2 separate regions of the Homo sapiens genome follow, and region 1 is linked to region 2. The links are chromatin contacts, found by Hi-C or POLR2A ChIA-PET in ENCODE. All regions are on one chromosome and are shown on one strand. The core of a region is the stretch at or near the end of the contact, and the rest is flanking DNA. Distances in the headings are between cores, read along the strand shown. Region 1 holds the start of KCNJ5 (potassium inwardly rectifying channel subfamily J member 5). Region 2 holds the start of ETS1-AS1 (ETS1 antisense RNA 1).

The links. A loop is a pair of places that touch in the nucleus more often than their neighbours do. ChIA-PET counts read pairs that join two places held with the same protein, here RNA polymerase II (POLR2A). Pooled maps may share reads with other maps.
Region 1: a loop to region 2 is called in a map of ascending aorta, with 2.6 times the contacts of the local background. The contact joins the promoter of KCNJ5 here to the promoter of ETS1-AS1 in region 2. A Hi-C loop is called at or near these places in 1 of 168 maps with a recorded cell type or tissue (ascending aorta) and 1 of 50 pooled maps. POLR2A ChIA-PET finds 5 or more read pairs at or near these places in 2 of 52 experiments (GM12878 and activated CD4-positive, alpha-beta T cell).

What each region holds. Positions count from the first base shown.
Region 1 is chr11:128,889,726-128,893,538 of GRCh38, forward strand. It overlaps KCNJ5 (potassium inwardly rectifying channel subfamily J member 5), which reads left to right and starts at 1,631. Exons shown (of 3, transcript NM_000890.5): 1 at 1,631-1,996.
Region 2 is chr11:128,524,628-128,528,233 of GRCh38, forward strand. It overlaps ETS1-AS1 (ETS1 antisense RNA 1), which reads left to right and starts at 1,515. Exons shown (of 4, transcript NR_120581.1): 1 at 1,515-1,688; 2 at 1,906-2,791. All of the region lies in intron 3 of ETS1 (ETS proto-oncogene 1, transcription factor), which reads right to left.

The DNA of each region.
Region 1 (3,813 bases), core at 381-2,880, 370 kb after region 2:
GAGCCCCTCCTCAGGGCTCAGCAGATGATTATAGTGTGTGTTATCTGGACCTGAGAACTGCACAGCCAAAGCCTCTCCCAAGAACTAGGCAATTAGGGAATTAAGAACTTTCTCCACAATAGTGTTAAGCCCTGAGGTCAAACAACATATGGTGCAGTGCGTGAGCACCTAGGCAAGCTGAGTCCCCTAAGGGGACACAGAGCTTTCCTGTTAGGGCCTGTTGCAGCCACATTTAACAATCACCCCCTCTACAGAGAGAAGAGGGGCAATCAGGAGGCCCACTCTGGCCGGACCGCTCTGTGCTCTGTCCCAGGGGAGGGTGCCTGGGCAACGGGCTGTGTGTACGCTGGTCTCCGAGGCAAGAGGACCCCCAGGCCACTGTTAGAGACTAAGTTTCCCTGTCACTGTCCTTACAGGAGAGGATGGACTTGGTGCCCTCCAGTATTAGTGACAAGCATTTTTCTCATTGCAACGTAATAAACCAGTTTTCTGGTCGTAGACATCATTCACCTAGCACTTGTGCTAGGTGCTAGGGCACCCCACGTTTGACCAGCTGTGTCTGCCCTGAGAGAGGGGGCTGGCAGGGGGGGTGTTGACCCCAAAAGGCTGGGTAACGGAGAGGGGCCAGAAGGAACACCACCGGGTGAGAAGGGCCACCCCGAACAGACCGGTCCTCAGAGGCACCTGCCGGCCCTCCCCAGACAGCAGCCCTCCCTTTCAGCCTGCCCTGGCAGCTGCCTTTCCTACGGCTTCCACGAATTAAAGAACACACTCTGGTCATCATCTGTCCTCAAGGCAGGTAGGAATCCAAAAGGGAGAGCCGGGAGGTGGCGCGGAGGACGCCGGCTCTGCCCACGCCTGGGCAAGGTTGAGCTCCGTTCCCTCCGGGCTGCTCCCGCCTCCTGTCCGTGCAGGGCGCGTTTCCAGCCATCGCCGCCCAGCCGCCGCCGCACGCCGGGGAGAGATCGTCCGGGGTGAGCAGCGAGCCCGGGGACAGCTAGCCTGGGTCCTGTCCCTGGACCTACTCCCCCTGCAGCTGGCGGATCAGGCCCCCGGACCCTCACTCCACGGCGGGAATCAGAGCCGTCGGGCGGGGGATGCAGCGCCCAGACTGTGGCTCCCCCGCCTTCCCAAAGGAATCCCCCCATCTGCTCCATCCCTCTCGGGAAACGGCGAAATGCTGCCAACCGTCCGCTTAGCGCACCGCGGAGCGACTGAGCAGCCCCGCCGAGGCTCCGAGCCAAGATTTCTGCCCTAATAGTTTCTCCCTTCTTTCTGTCTGCTCCACCGCACCCACTAAATACGCGGCGCTCACACACGGACACGCGTGACACGCGGCGCTCACACACAGGCATGGGACGCTCACACGCGCGCGCGCGGGTCTCCGTCCCTGGCACCCCGCAGCAGGGGTGCAGCCGGGGGCAGGGGGAGCCGGGGGAGGGCGCAGGGGGCCGCGGGGACGCGAGCGGAGGGCTGGATGCCTGCCGGGCTCTCTCTCCGCCTTCCTCTTCCCTCCCAGTCCTGCCGAGCTGACGGCGTCCCGGATCACATGGAGCCCCCGCCCCACCCCAGCCCGCCCCCCGCCGCCAACGCCGGTGGCCCTTCCAGTCGCGTTACTACCCAGAGATTCATTTGTACCAGGGACGGAGGGAGAGAGGAGAGGGAGGAGGGGACACACACACACACACACACACACACACACACACACACACACACAGAGAGAGAGAGAGAGAGAGAGAGAGAGAGAGAGATTGTTCCAGCTGCTCTCGCTAGAGAAAGGGAGTGACCCAAGGGGCCGCGAGTGAAGGGACAGGATGGCTTAGGTACCTCTGCCCACAGGACCCCACAACAGGGAGAGGTTCCAGCTACAGCTCCTCCGTGGGGTCATGGCAGGGGCTGGGGAGTCCCCTCAAAAGCCCTGAGCCCCCCTGCACCGCCGCTAAGGGACACCCCAGAAGTTAGCATCAGTGGGACTCGGAAGCTCCGATCTCAACAAGTAAGTTGTCTTCTTTTCCTCCTCCATTTCTCCCCCAGCTCGCGGGTTCTGGAGGGCAGGATGACACCCTCAGGTGTCCATCACCTGGGCAGCAGGCTTTCACAGGGAACCTGCTAGACTGGGAGCCAGGGGGGATAAGGAAAAGCTTAGGGCAGGTCCAAGTTTAGGAAATTGGAGATCTCCGTGGCTGCAGGCTGCCCTGTGCGTTGGGAGCCCAGCCATAAACACCTTCACTTCTGGCACTAGACCAGGGCTACCTGGGGGTGCCCCAGATCTCCCAGCAGTGGTTTGAGAGGCAACAGTGGCCAGGAGTGGGTGGGGTGTGGAGGACATTTTTCACCTGGTAGGACTCTTCCTTCAAATGGGAGCAGGGAGGGCCAGGATGGGGGGCGGTGCCCCCCTCAGCCTTAGATCCCCAGCCTAATCTTGCTTTCTCTTTTAAGTGTGGCCAAACTGGAAACACGGCCTTGTGATTTCTGCCCCCCTCGCTGCCCAAGTCACTTCCTGCGTACCTCCCTATCTCCTTTTAAAGAGCTTTCAAATGGTTCAGAAAGGCCAGGGGTCAAGCCTGTGAGGACAGAGGATAGGGAACAGAGAAGGCCGGCCTTGTCATTGCTCCCCTTCTCTTCAAGTCAGTGCTTCTCCCTGCAGAGCTGTTGGCCCCCTGGTTTTATCTGTGCCTTCCCTCAAACAGGGCTCTCCAACCCCAGGGGCTGTGGAGGGCCTCAGGTCCGGCCCCCAAAGTTCTAGGGCCTACCCTGAACATCAGGGTGAGCAACACCAGCCCAAAACCTGTTCCAGGAGCCTTTTCAAACACCAGAAGAAGATCAACAGGAACACGCCAAGTATTTTACTCTGTTTCAATCCTTTTAATAAGCTGAGATTATCATCCTCATTCTACAGGTGAAAAATTGAAGCCCAGAGAGGCTGTGCAATTTGCCTCAGGTGCACAGCTCATAAAGGGAGATTCTCTCCTATATCTGACTCCAAAATGTGCCTCGTTTTCATCAAAAGCCATATGGTTTATCGGGCTTTCTGGTTCTCAAAGCACTTTTCCATGTGAGGAAAAGGCTAATATTTATGAAACCAAGGTGCCGAGCTATATACGTTTACATGAGTTCATCTTGACACCAGTCCTGTGGGGCAGAGCTTATTTCTTCTGTTTTATAGATGAGAGTAAGGGTAACAGAATTCCAGGCACTAAGTGGCAGCAGCACTGCTATCTCCAAAACTCTTGTCCTCTGGCTTTAAATCCAGGGTCTTTCCACTAACAAAAGCTAATTCTGAAAGCTGCTCTTGTCTTTCCACATCCCTGCTTTTCCTCAAAGCCAGGTGTAAATTGCATCATCTGGCTGAATGAGGCGCTCAGGCTTCCTGGAATCTGAGGAACGAACAGGGCAGAGCAAATGATGTGGGAGTTAGAGGCCCATGGTTGGACTCTGGCATAAAGAGTTTGGTCAGCTTGGCTGGTATTTTAAACTATCTATGGACCCCACCTGAGATGGCACCATTCTGCCTAGAGGCATAAGGCCTTCAGTGGGAGGCCTGGGGCACAGCGTATGTGCTTCTTGGAAGAGCAGCAGCAGGGCCACCATTGAAAGACAGGAAACAACACATAGAGAAATTGCTGGCTCAGGAGGCTGAGGTAAGGGGATTACTTGAGCCCAGGAGTTCAAGACCAACTGGGGCAACATAGCAAGACCCCATCTCAAAAAAAAAAGAAATAAAAAAGAAAAAGAAAGGATAGAAAATTTGCCTATACATTCCACAAAGCACAAGGATTGTCCCCAGAACAACGTTCTAGACCTACTACCTAG
Region 2 (3,606 bases), core at 265-2,764:
CACAAGTAGATTTTTCTAAATGTTCATATGGACTTTAAATGATATTTCTATGTTATCATACGCTAAAACATTGATGCCTAGCCTAGTGCCTAAGACATTACAGAGCTCAATAAATATGTGTTGAATGATGAACTATCAACTTTTTGGTCACTATGGGCTTCCTAATTCAATGATTAAGTGAGTTTGATATGCTCTGGCTTGTGAAGATGAACTAAAAAGTGTCAGAGGCTGTGCCCTTTTCCCTTCATAGTAGAGCAGAACCTCTATCCCCAGCACTCACGTCCACTCGGTTACATGTATGCCTCAGTGTCCCCACCAGCCAAACAACAGCAGCCAAGCGTTGCCTTTCATCCACTTGGGCAAGATACTTCAATACCATATCTGGTTTTTAAGGCACTCAGGAAAAAAAAAAATCAATCAAATAAATACTTCTGTGCTTGTGCTTGTACTGCAGCAGTCTGTTCCTCCTGCATTTGGGAAAAAACAGAATTGTATTTTTAAGCATTCCTTAGACTTCGGCTAATTATATCCTACCAAGTGCTGAATTGCCTTACACTAGGAACGTGAAGTCAATAAGGGCCAAGAAAAGTCCGCAGGAGTTGGGGAACAGAAGAGTGGAGCTAGACAATAATATTAAGAAAATAGTCACCTTCATACAGGAATTCCTCAAGCACATGGAGTATGTAAAAAGCATACTTTCTTTTTTATTTATACTCCTCCCTCAACTCCACCCCAACTTCAATAAAAAAGAAATATAAATATACACTTAATGTTGAACAATCATGGAAGACAGACTTTCCCTCTCCAGAAGTGTCCTAGCATGTTATCTACTCCTGAGTCTTGAACTTCAACAAAACAAAGAATCTCTGAGTTTTGAGCTAAAATATGCTTTACTGAAGGTAGGTACAAAAACATTCAGACCACTAACGGCTGATCCAGAACCAGTTTATGACTCACAGATGTTGATTTACTGGTATAAATGTAAGATTTAGAAAAAAAAAAAAAAAAAAAAAAGCCCTCAATTAACAACAACCTGTCTGAGCTGCATTTGTGGTCTCATTTTTCTCTGAGAAAAGGCAACAGTCTCTGTCATACACAGAAACAAGCTTTGAAAGCTTACTTCTAAGGCAAGTGGTTTCTATGTGAGAAGTTTAGTCATTAAAAGTCACACTAGGGAAGAAAAATGCCTGGCACTTCAATATCTACATTATCAAGCAGCAATAAAATGGAAAATTAGAGATAGGAAGGAAAATTAAAATAACTCTCTTAATTAAACTTGGATGCCAAAAAGCCTTAGGGTCAGTTAAGGGACCCAAGCCAGGGGACTCAGATGGTACTGTTGCTGACTGCAGGCTGGCTCTGTGACCTCACCAAAGCCACTTAACCTTTTTGTGTCACAACCTCATCTCTGTTTCAGGGAATAAAATCAGCCCTAGCTCTCCCTAGAATGGAACACAGACTCATTGGCTATTGTTTAGAAGGCACAATAAACAATGAGGGTAGGAGGAGCTGCAGTCAGGAGGGAAGAAGGGAGGGTGGGGTGGGGTTGGGGGAGAGGGGAGGACTTGGGAGCCTGTTTGCCCTGGAAAGCTCAATATAAGAAAACAAAGAGGATAGTAGTGTGGGCTTTGGAATAAGACTCAGGTTCAAATTCTTACTCTACCAACTAGCCAGCTGAATTGCCACAGGTAAGTCATTTAAACAATCCCGAACCTCAGTTCCTCCATGTTTCAACTAGGGATAATAGCAGCACACACCTTTTAAGGCTATTTGAATGATTAAATGAGATAATGTATGCAAAGAATTTAGCACAGTGTCTAGGTGAGAATTAGTATTTGATTATTGTTATTAAGATCTAGTATACGGTAGAATATGTGGGAAATCACATTAAATGTCTGTCTACAGCCATCTCTTTGCAGAATAGCTTGGATGCTCAATTTTCCTGAACGATCTCCAGCGAGAGATAGAACAACTATCACCACATTTCATTTAAAAATCTCTTCAAGACCCTTCCTCAGTTCTTAAACTGGCAACCTGCCCAGCATCAGCCTCACTTGAGAAATTCGAGAACTACCTGATTGGAGAAGAGAACTAGATTTATATTTGTTTTGAGTCACAGAAAAGTGACAGTTTAAATTCTGAAAGAAGATCACATTTGTAGTGCCTCTTTGGAGACAAAACCTTAGGTCTTGGATTTGTCACATGTTAGAGCTCAATGGGAGTTTATCAGTGCTCTCCAAGTCCAGCACTCCTATTTACCAGAGGTGAAAAATGAGTGTGAGTGAGGAAATTATTATTTCCAGGGCCACACAATCTAAAAAAGTCAGTGTCAGTACTAGAACCAGATGCCCTGATAGCAGTTCTCTCCCTGGCATCTCCTTGCATTTACTTTGCATTTCACTTTGGCAGGAGAAGTACCAGACACCCTTGAGACACAAGACAGGATACAATGGACATGGGAGTAGATAGATGAGCAGACTCAATTTCTAGAAATCCAACTTCTCTACACTGGATGTATTGTCTTTGGGCAAATACATTGCAGGATAACCACACTATGGTTCCCTGTGGGAGACAGCTTGGCATGGGCTGTCAGGAGAGAAAGGGCCTGGGTTGGCTCTATTGCTGTCTGCAGTTTCTTTAGACTATAATTATGAACCATTCAACTGCATCTGCAGCCCCAACAATGTGGGGTGGATTGGCCTAATCCACAGACCAAGCGACATTTTAAAATCCAGCAGTTTAGACACGTATTCCTCTTGCAGCAAATCAAACATGGCTCAGACAGGAAGAGGTAAGGAGCTGCCCAAGGTTAGAGGGTTCTGAGGTCTCATCCACACTCAGTGTTGTGTGCTTCCCTGAAGCAGGCTGAGCATGTTGCCTGGAATTGCTGCAAATGCAGAATGCAGGCTACTCTGTGAGCCTTTGGGGATCATGTAATTGGGATTCCAATTTAAATTGTCCTGAATTGGACTCTTGAGGAGGTAGAGGGATAATGGCAATAGCACAGATGGCAAGAGAACCAACATCCTTTAATAATATGAGAGAAGAGGACAGCCAGTCTCCTAGAAGCTCTGCATCCCAGGGCTACAGGATTTCACCCACTGTCCAAGGCTGCAGGTGGTTTCATCCTGGTGGAAGGCTAAGGCCTTCCTCTGATCTTACTCTGCTTTTCTCTTGGGTTACAAAGACAACATCAAACTTCAAAACAGATGTTCTCTGCAGTTGTGGTTTGAATCTTACATTAAGACAATTTCACTGTGGAATCTTTTCCCCTCTCCCCACTACTTTCATTTAAAATGCCAAATCAATTGCCCCAAAAGACTAACATTTACCACCCCAGAGATCAAGAAGCAGAGATAAGTGGAGCACAAAAAGGAGAAATAGCCCTGAAAGGAAAAGGGACGGTGGTACAGGAGGAAGTAGTGGAAGGGAAGTCCTCTGAGAACAATGGAAGTGTAAGTCGAGGACAGAGAAGGGGAGGAGATGAGGAGGTAGAGTCACAGTGATTTTATGTTCTTGTCGTTCTGGGACTTCAGTCCCCAAGATTTCAAAATGCAGTTAAGACCTAGTAAAGTATCCCATACTTTAATTAATTGTCTTGCATGG